Regions from separate parts of the Homo sapiens genome. Here region 1 is linked to region 2. A link is an interaction called in ENCODE POLR2A ChIA-PET data of the cell type or tissue named here. Cell type or tissue: OCI-LY7. All regions are shown on one strand. Links, peaks and the distances in the headings refer to the core of each region. The heading gives the core; the rest is flanking DNA.

Region 1 (5,374 bases), core at 239-5,238, 1.1 Mb after region 2:
TGCCCCAAGTTCATCATGTCCCTCAGTGGAACCCCTTTGGCAAAGGGACTTAAAATCAAAAGACTTATAGCTAATTAAACAGTCTAGGCCAGAGGGGAAACCCCCTTTAAGCAATGTAAGAGCCAAAAACCAAAAGCCAAAAGGCAAGGTTCTAAAATTGACTTCTCTATAAATTCAATGCATTGAACTACTGTATTTTTGACTTGTAGAAATTGGCTATACAAAACACAAGCATTTTGTTCAGCCGTTTAGGCATCTGTGTGCTAGTTCTCGATTTGGAGAGTCTGAAATAATTTTCTCTCTCAAAATCAGCCCTTAAAATCTCATGCAATAGTCCCTGGGCCTGCAGGGATTGAATAGTTTCAAATTTTGAAGGCAAAACAAAACATAAAGAATTAGCAATGTTTTACACAAAAAGATCATAAGCCCTGCCTAGTTCTGAGGAGAACAGGAAAGGAAGTTCATAGGTCATTAAACATTTAAATTATTTAGTATCAAGGCATAGAACAAATTATATTATTTCAGATAGAGGCAAAATTATTAAATGAATCTTAATGTTTTTCAATACAAACCTATCCCGATGTCTCATGAAAGCAGTTTGCTTTGATTGTCTCCTTTGCCCAGGTCTAAAGACGAGGCTTTGGCTAACTCGAGTTTGGTGTCAGAGACTGGCAGGAGCCAATGCCTTCTTTAGATGAGATATGTGTACCCAGGAGTCAAAGCCCCATAACTTAACAGCACAAAGATTAGTTAATAGCACCTTTTAGGGCTTTTTTGAGGCTGAAGGTGGTGATACTTGAGTTCATGACCTGACTGGAAGCTGTAAAAAGATTTTACAGACTTCCAGTGATTAACTTTTATAGCTTTGATAAACCTCAGCAGTAAGTCAGGCTCTTAATTTAGGATTTGATTTGAGGATGTTTGTCAAATATGTTAAAAAGCTCAAAACATTTTATCAAAACAGAATAATGGTCATTGTAAAATAGTAGTTACTCATTGAAACAAGGAGATAACTAAAAGACTTTAAAGGCAATACAGAAGGATAAATGGGCGTAAAAGCCTTAACCCTTTTAAATCTCAGTTTTTTTAAGCAATCAAAAACCTATAGCTAGCTGTGATGGCTCATGCCTGTAATCCCAGGATTTTTGGAGGCCGAGGCAGGCGGATCAGCTGAGGTCAGGAGTTTGAGACCAGCCTGGCCAACATGGTGAAACCCCATCTCTACTAAAAATACAAAATTAGCTGGGTGTGGTGGTGCACGCCTGTAATCTCAGCTACTCAGGAGGCTGAGGCAGAATTGCTTGAATCTGGGAGGTGGAAGTTTCAGTGAGCCCAGATCGTGCCATTGCACTCCAGCCTGGATGGCAAGAGCAAAACTCTGTCTCAAAGACAAACAAACAAACAAAACCTAATAAAGACAGCATAGGGGCAGGGCATGGTGGCTCACGCCTGTAATCCCAGCACTTTGGGAGGCCAAGGCAGGCGGATCACGAGGTCAGGAGATCAAGACCATCCTGGCTAACACAGTGAAACCCGTCTCTACTAAAAATACAAAAAATTAGCCGGGTATGATGGCGGACACCTGTAGTCCCAGCTACTTGAGAGGCTGAGGTAGGAGAATGGCATGAACCCGGGAGGCGGAACTTGCAGTGAGCTGAGATCGTGCCACTGCACTCCAGCCTGGGTGACAGAGCGAGACTCCATCTCAAAAAAAAAAAAAAAAAAAAAAAAAAGACAGCATAGGAATTACCTCCATAAAATGTAGAATCTTGTTTCTTGAGCCAGTTGCCAAAAAGGCAAAGAAAAACTTTCTGCGGTGTGACTGCTTCTCCTTATGGGAAGCCCACTTAGATAACCTGGAAGTCAAACTTGATGAAAAAAAGTGCTTTAATTTAATTAGACACAGAAAGAGTATGTTCAAGATCATGAGTATAACAGGGGAATACATGACTCTTAGTAACTGCATGAGAAGTTTCCTGATTAACTGAAAATTTAGACATATCAAGAAAAGCCAAGACAACAGAATCAAGTTATACTGGAGGAAACCACTGCTTTTACAGACTTCTAAGATAAAACATTTCAGCATCTGGCCACAACAGTTAGATCCAGAGGGGAAAAAATTATAGAAGTTGATGGACAAAGTTGAAGGAGAGTTATCATCTCAGGCCTTTTCAAAGGGAGAAAAAGCTGAATGCAGTGAGATACAACAAAAGCTGAACTTTTAAGATATTAATCTAAGAAGTTTTCAAAAGAAACAGTTTATAGAATTAAAAAGCAAATCTTCTTGTAATTTTAATAAGAGCAAATCAATAGCTTAAGAAAGCCCCATTTTAACATAGGGGACTGTTCTTTAGAAATACTATCATAAATAATTCCCTTTTAATCATAGCTAACTTAACCACAAGACAAAATTCCTTTTATAGGCCTGGCGTGGTGGCTCATGCCTGTAATCCCAGCACTTTGAGAGGTCGAGGCAGGCAGATCACCTGAGGTCAACAGTTTGAGACCAGCCTGGCCAACATGGCGAAACCCCGACTCTACTGAAAATACAAAAATTAGCTGGGTGTGGTGGTGCACACCCTTAATCCCAACTACTTAGGAGGCTAAGGCAGGAGAATCATTTGAACCTGGAAGGCAGAGGTTGCAGTGAGCCAAGATCACTCCACTGCACACTAGCCTGGGAGACAGAGCAGACTCCATCTCAAAAAAAAAAACAACCCACAAAATTCCTTTTATAAATTCCCCTTCATGAACATTTTGCAACTTATACAGACCGTCTATGACATGCTTGGAATTTCTGACTTGTCCTATACTTCTCTCTTTCCTAAATAATCATTTTTCTTTAGGACAAAAATTTACCATATGAGGCTATATTTTTATACAAAATCATTTTCTTTTCTTTATAACCTTTCTTACCAAAAACACATCTTCATAACCACAACTTTCTTAACATCTCTCTCCTACTTACTGGTCCTTTCTACCTTCTTTTAGAAGTTACTTTTAAATAACCCCCAAATTACATAAAAGTATTGTGTTAGTTTTCAATAACACAACTTACACGATTATATATTAATTAGAATTTTTATTCTTGGTAACCTTAAATTTTAGTAAAAACCTATGAAGCAAGAAATCCTGAACTGTTTGTTAGATATTAGCATTTTGTAGATGAAACAACTACTCCATAATATTATAAACCATTCCATAATATTACGTTTTCCCATATTATAACATTATAACATGTTTTCACACATTATTTTTTTCTTAATTGGAAATGACCCAGACATCCAAAAAAGCATCTATTATTTAATTCAAAATAATGTCAAGATTTTAAATTATACAAGAAGTCCACTTACAAGCATTTATCTCATTTACATGTACTCAATTTTTTCCATTTTTAACAGTTTATCTAGATTACTTCTGAAAACTGAGATGTTACACAAATCTAGTCATTATTTAAATTTATTTCAGCCTCAGCAACATGGAGAAACTTCATCTCTACAAAAAAATACAAAAATTAGCTGGTACCACGTGGTGGTACACAGCCATAGTTCAGCTTCTTGGGAGACTGAGGTGGGAGGATCACTTAAGCCTGGGAAGAGGAGGTTGCAGTGAGGCAAGTTTGCACCATTGTACTCCAGCCTGGACAACACAGCAAGACCCTGTCTCAAAAAATAAATAAATAAATAAATAAATAAATAAATAAGTTATTTATTTATTAACCATTTTAAAAGTCTGAATAGCAGGTGAACACCCAAGAACCTTAAACGTAAACACATTTTGCCAATAACTCAGAAGATTCAGCTGTTTTAATTAAACCAACAATCTAGTCTTTTTGTCAAAAAAAAATTACACAAAGATAATTTTGGTTTTGTTTGGGTTTATAGTCCTATAACCTTTATGTGAAACTCTGACACCTTAACATGTAGACAGAGACAAATATAAAACCATTTGGTTAAAAAACTCAGACAAAAATGTATTCTGACAATTTTGAAGACATTTCTATCAATAATTTTAGTTTTATTTACCAAAGATTCATGTGAATTTGAAAAGCATCTGGACTTATTTAATTTATGAGTACTCATTTACTTATAATCCAATTTGGTAGCATGCTAGACACAATATACAACATAATACATGTATGTACACACAAGCATATCTAAACATGTATACCTACATGCACAAAGATCCAATAGCTTTTACTTTGGAACTCCAGCCATAAGATAGCAGTACAGACTCACCACTTTATAAAAGATAGCTGGATCCAAATTATTTTTCTGATGAAATTGGAACCTGTTCACATGGCTAAGGAAAGCTGTTTGCCCCAATTTAAGGAAATCTGTGAACCAAAATTTGGGTAAAGTAGTTTCTATGGCAGTTTGGTTTTGAAAACCTTTTTACTCTTCTTTTTTCTGCAGTTTCAAGTGAGTTTCTAGTGTTTCCATTTTAGCTAGAACTGGCTGAAATGTATAAGAAAAACAAAATCTCCAAGTAATGTGGAAACAGTAAGTTTTATCTCAACACCAGTAGCTGAATAACAGCAGATTCAAAGAAGGCAGAAAAGAAAAGAGAGGTAGAGAGCCTTAGAAGACTCTGCTTAACTGTAGAGTTGCAGGTTAACCATTTGACCTCTGAATTTCCCTTACTGTAATTTGCCCATCAGCTTAAAATGTGCACAAAAGTTGGCCATAATATGTAACCAGGTGGAGTCTCAGATTGTCTAGAAAAGAGAGTTGACTTGCTTTCTCCCCCCACAAACCTTGACATGGATTCAGGAAATACTCTGGAGGTCTCAGAGAGGATGACAAAATTAGAGGCTAGGATATTGGAAACTTTCTCCCCTGCAGAGGAGAGAAGCAGCCTATCTTGATGCTTTCTGACCTAGTCTTGGCGGGTGGGATGGAGACTAGTCCAAAGCACCCTTGGAGAAAGGGGTAACACTAAACAGAGACACAAACACAGACAGATCCCATGCAGACAGAGCACTCCATACCAATCCCCAAAGAGGAGAGACTGGAGAAAAGTCCTGAGATCTTGTGTCAAACCCAGAGGGCACCACAGAGTGACCTGTGTTAGGTGCAGATAGCATGGAGGCTCAGATGGCACCAAGATGACCTATGCTAGGTCCAGGTGGCTGGACAGCCCAGATGGCAGAGACAGACAACTCCAGGTGCACTCTGGTTGACTTACCCAGTCCTGAAGGCCATCAACTTACTGAATGCTGCTTTCCTTACACCATCAGAGCATGATAGCACCTGATGCCATGAAAAGGAGGCAAAGGAAAATACCCCAAACAAAGGCAGTCTCTGCATCTGTTGGGAATTCCCAAGGCCCCAGTCGCAGGGTCCACTGGCCACAAGTAGCTAGCATAGCTAGC
Region 2 (5,374 bases), core at 281-5,280:
GGAGGACAGGAGGAGGAGAGGAAGAGGAGAGGAGAGGAGGAGGAGAGGAGAGGAGGAGAGGAGAGGAGGAGGAGAGGAGAGGAGGAGAGGAGAGGAGGAGGACAGGAGGAAGAGGAGGAGGAGAGGAAGAGGAGAGGAGGAGGAGAGGAAGAGGAGAGGAGAGGAGGAGGAAAGGAAGAAGAGAGAAGGAGAGGACAGGGGAGGAGAGGAGAGGACAAGAGGAGGAGGAGAGGAGGAAAGGAGGAAGAGAGGAGGAGGAAAGGAGGAGGAGAGGAGGAGGGGAGGGGAGGAGAGGAGAGGAGGCTGCACAGCTGCCCGCAGGAGGGGCTCCTGCTGCAAGACCCCCACAGAGCACCCCTTTAACTTCCTCCATCCCTGGTCTCTAGATTCACATCGATCCAACAGTACGGAAGTGTACTGCAGTGGGGAAAGTGCCACAGATTCCACGCAGGCTGTGAGGCCTTGTGCAAGTTACTTAAGCCCTCTGAATTCCACCTGTAAAATGAGGCTACTTCATGGTTCTATGAAGATGAAAAGAAATGTGATCAAGCCTAGATAAAATCTTGCCTGGTGCCTGCCCCAGCTGGCTGAGCTCTGCCCTTCCTCTGGGACAGGGCCTGACACACAGGAGGTGCTCAGGGTCACCGTGCAGCAATGCTAGTTCACGCTGCCCTGACTGTTCCCCTCTTGGCAGACGGACCCCGTAACACAACCCAAGTGCCCTGTTTCCCCGTTTCCCTGCCCACTCAGCGGCTCCGGACTCTGCCTACAGCCAAGTCCAAGGCCCTCAGCTTGGCTGCAGACCCTTCATGTGCGTCCAACCCAAAGAGGCATTTATCCACTTTCCCCCAGATAATCAGCTCATACCCCACAAGATTATTTGATGTTCTCCAAACTCACCCAGCAGGCCCCGGCTTGTGCCTTAACTCACACAGTCACTCTCTAAGCCTGTAGTGATGGGAATGCTCTTTGTTGAGGTCCTTGTTTCACTCTTCCCAGGGCTGTCCCAGGATTGTCCTCTGTCCTCAGTCCCCAGTGTAGTGTGTGCCTTCCCTAGGACACATGTCTGCCCAGTGCTGTGTCTGTCTAGGCACATGAGGGTGTCTCCCCATCTATCCAGGAGGGGTGGGGGACAGAGCCCTGCCATCGATCTAAACAGAATGCCTCCACATAGGTGGCTTCCCTTGGGGAGCTGAGATGTGGCTTGGGCCTGAGTCCTGGTCCATCAAGAGGGCAGAGCCAAATCCAGAGCTGCAATAGCATCTTTTTTTTTTTTTTTGAGATGGCATCTCACTCTGTTGCCCAGGCTGGAGTGCAATGGTGCAATCTCTGCTTACTACAACCTCTGCCTCCCGGGCTCAAGCAATTTTCCTGCCCCAGCCTCCCGAGTAGCTGGGATTACAGGAGTATGCCACCACACCTGAGTAATTTTTATATTTTCAGTAGAGACGGGGCTTCGCCATGTTGGCCAGGCTGGTTTCAAACTCCTGACCTCAAATGATCTGCCCGCCTCGGCCTCCCACAGTGCTGGCATTACAGGCGTGAGCCACCGCGCCCGGCTACAACAGGGTCTTGTTCCCCACTTGGAGGCGAGGCTGCCCCCACCCCAGCAGCAGAGCATCTGTGCTTCGTCCGCTGGGGCTTCCCAGCTATCTGTGGCCGCGTTCCATTGTCTTGGACTCACTAATTAGACATCATAAAACACTGGGCTCCCTCCCTACACTGGCAGCAGCAGAGCCCAATTCCACCCAGCCAGGCCGCTTCCTCTCCCAGAGCCCTCTACCTCAGTGTGGGGCTCTGATTCCGACCCTGCAGGTCAGGTCTCCCTGCTGCAACCCCTGGGGCTCACTCCCTGTCGAGCTGATCCAGTGAGGCCATCACTCTCGACAAGGTTGAATGAAGGAGGGTGTATGTACAAAGGAGACCCAGGCTGGCTCTCCAGAGGAGGAAGACAGATGGCACCCATGTGAGCAAGGCCAGCTAATTCAGCTGTGAACAGCCACGTGTTGTGACCTGCCAGGGAGTAGGCAGAGCAATTCTTTGTAAGATCCTAGGCCAGCTTTTCCCTGCCCCACGGCAAGCTTCTGGGATGACTTTCCCGGCACTAAGTTGGTGTTAATTAGTGAAAATTATCTAATGCAAGCTCATTTTAACATTAGCTTAAAGCCAAACATAATTAGAAAGATAAATCAGTGGCTAAAAAAAATCCAAAGAAGATACACAAGCGATTTTTAGGATCATCTGCTGGTTGGTGTTACTAGCCTTGAGCTCTCAAGTACATGGACAGAGCGAGGCAGGGCTCAAGAAATATCTGTCGAGGTATTTCTTGATTGATCTATCAGGGTAAGACAAATGGAGTTGGCAGTTTGCCTGGGAGGTGCTGAGACGCAGCAAGGATAACTCTGTGGCTATTGCCAGATGATGTTACCTGGGAGGGCTTCCCTACGGAGGCAAGTTGAGAGTGCAGGGAGGGATATGATTGAAAGTGATCAGGAGGGCATTCAAGTGATGGAAACAGTGTGAGTCCACGTGTCCTGGGCCTCCAGTTTTGTACACAGCCTGCCCTGCCTTTCCACAACTGGCTGATTCAGCCATCAATTCCCAGGAAGCTGCTGTTCACCTGGAGCTCAGTACAGGTGCACAAGCCTGAGAATCGACACATCTCAGTTCCCATCTAGCATCCTATTTACTGGTGGTGTGACCTTATCCTCTCTGAACCTCAGTTTCCTCATCCGTAAAATGAAAAGCTGCTAGATTGTTGTAAAAAAATTAAATGGAATAGGCTAGGCGCGGTGGCTCACGCCTGTAATCCCAGCACTTTAGAAGGTCGAAGAGGGTGGATCACTTGAGGTCAGGAGTTTTGAGACCAGCCTGGCCAACACGGTGAAACCCCATCTCTACTAAAAATAAAAAATTAGCTGGGTGCGGTGGCTCACACCTGTAATCCCAGCACTTTGGGAGGCTGAGACGGGTGGATCACCTGAAGTCAGGAGTTCAAGGCCAGCCTGGGCAACATGGTGAAACCACGTCTCTACTAAAAATACAAAAATTAGCCAGGTGTGGTGGCACACGCCTGTAGTCCCAGCTACTTGGGAGGCTGAGGCGGAAGAATCGCTTGAACCCAGTAGGCAGAGGTTGCAGTGAGCCGAGATAAGAGTCACTGCACTCCAGCCTGGGTGACAGAGCAAGACTCCCTCTCAGAAAATAAAATAAAATAAAATAAAATAAAATAAAATAAAATAAAATAAAATTCTAAAAGGGCTGGCATTTGCCTAGCACTTATATGCCCAATAAGTAATAGCTATCAATATCCCCACCCCTACCACTGTGCTGAAATTTAGTTTCTTTTTGTCACCCCCCATTAGACTTAAGGCAGAATTCTCACCGTACTCCTCTGTAAATTTCTGGTTCCTGGCACATAGTTGGGTCTCAGTGAAACATGGTGAGTGAATGAGCAAATGCAAGGAATCTCCAGGCCATCTGGGAGCCCTCCCAGGCGGGTGAGTTCGGGAAACTCATAGTCTGTCCTCAATGGCCCACTGAAAGGTAGAGAGTTCTGGGTCCCACCTCCGCACCCCCATCTCCTGACTCACTGCTGAAAAATAAATAAATAAATAAAATAACACTTATCCGGAGCCTCCCACATGCCTTGCCAGGACTGCAAGGAGCCCAGCAGAATGATGACCGGCGTGCAAGCTGTGCCCCGGCGTGCATATGTTTCCAGATTATTGGAAACCTGGGCCAGAGAGACTAATAATTAGAAAAGCCATAGGCTCTCTTCCAGGGCTAAGATTATGGGATCATTAGCAAGTCCACAGACTCTGATTTCAGAGAATGAACAAGGAAACTGGGAAGGGCAGCAGCTCCAGCTGAGGCCGGCTGGTCATGGCACCTGGCATGGTGTGTGGGGGTGGGGGCAGGCAGGGATAGCTAGAATGACTCAGCCTTGGGGGTGGCTCAGGACACCCCCCCTGAGCAGGGGGCAGGTGGTCAGCTAGGACGCAGCCCTGGGCTCATTTGTTCTCTGCCCTCCTCCCCACCTCCCCCAGCTTGGATTGGAAGCTTGTCCCCAAATAGGCTCTGCTTTGCACGCTCTAAGAAAAGGGAGGCAGATCTGGCCACCAGCCAAGGTGAGGCAGCATCCCTGGGGGTGAGAAGATGGGGGGACTGACAGTTGCTGGGCTAGGATTCACTTCAAGGTCTCAGCCTGTCAGGGAGGGGCGTAAGTCCCAGGGGGCCAGAAAGTGGCCATAAAGAGGACAATCTAGGTCTCTGGAGAAACTACCTGTACCCAGCTTCCCTGTGTTACCTGCCTCAATGTCACTAGGCAGGAGGAACCCTCTTCCCCAGCCTTAGCACAGAGTGGACCAGCTGGCAGTTGTGTACTTGTCTGTCTCTAGAACTGGTCCAAGAGCCTCCCAGGGCCTGGCTGGCGACATACAGACTTTGAATGTTTCTGCAAGTTTTAGAGGAAGAGATGGCCCCAGAGGACAATTCCCAAGGGCAACTGCCGTGGATGGACACCACTTTGAGCTGAGACCTGGGTGGAATCTCCCCCAGCCTCTTCTGAGTTCTGCAACCTTATGCTTTCCCGGAGCCTCAGGGAAAATATCTCTTCCTTTGCAAGGTGCTGAGGGTTGGATTAACGAAACGAAATGGCACACAGGGCACCGATCCTGTCACTCAACATTAGCCCTTCTTCAGAGAAATCCCTTTTACTGCACGCATCACTCACCCTTCTCAAAGTGCTTTCTCATAGCCTTGAACTAGGTTCTCAGAACAATTTGTGGAAATAAGAAGGCAAGAATTATCCCCATGTTAGAGATGCAGAAACAGAGGCCCAGCAAAGCTAAATGATGTACCCCACGTCACCCAGTGAGCTAGGAAAGAGATGGCCAGGGCAAAAATGACGATTCCCAGGCTCCTGGCTCCCAGCCGCATGGGATCCCTCCACCCGCCAGTGGCCTGGACTTTTGGAGACCTCCACCCAACAGAACTGGCTTTGCTACCGTGAACCTTCAAGAGAAGGTCATGAAGTTTACTGAGGCCCCAACTTCTACTTTTGAACTTTCTGGGAAACACCCATCCTCAGAGGTTCAGGGACCCAAAGTATCGGATTTCAGAGGAGCCAACTCTCCCCTCCCTCTTCCCCAAAGAGGGAAACACAGCCCAAGGCAATGATTACATCAGGGTTAACCATCAGCAGCTCCACCCTCTTGTTCCAATGAAAGCTTTAGTTCTCCAGAACTAAAAGAACTTGGGGAGTCTTTCCAGGCTGCCCTGGGGCTCTCTGGGCTGGGCCTGTGCAGCAGTCTGGCCCTTCAGGATGACCGTGTGTGGGGAACATCCTCAGGGGACCCCCGCTTTAGGAACA

What was found. ChIA-PET counts read pairs that join two places held together with the same protein. Peaks named below come from ENCODE experiments on the same cell type or tissue, not always from the same donor. Only the 100,000 strongest peaks of a DNase experiment are listed, where the experiment ranks them.
Region 1: POLR2A ChIA-PET joins it to region 2 with 11 read pairs; 2 of 35 experiments call an interaction of 5 or more read pairs at or near these places.

Annotation. Positions count from the first base shown.
Region 1 is chr22:38,901,635-38,907,008 of GRCh38, reverse strand. All of the region lies in intron 1 of LOC105373032 (a long non-coding RNA gene), which reads right to left. Among named protein-coding and RNA genes, the nearest start is that of CBX6, 32 kb to the right of the region's middle. RefSeq lists enhancers at 967-1,136, 1,034-1,203, 3,458-3,627 and a cis regulatory region at 3,542. In OCI-LY7, for the core only: no CTCF peak of the experiment used is centred there; a DNase peak (open chromatin) is centred at 2,788.
Region 2 is chr22:40,002,145-40,007,518 of GRCh38, reverse strand. All of the region lies in intron 1 of FAM83F (family with sequence similarity 83 member F), which reads right to left. Among named protein-coding and RNA genes, the nearest start is that of FAM83F, 9.9 kb to the right of the region's middle. RefSeq lists enhancers at 1,175-1,674, 1,675-2,176. In OCI-LY7, for the core only: no CTCF peak of the experiment used is centred there; no DNase peak of the experiment used is centred there.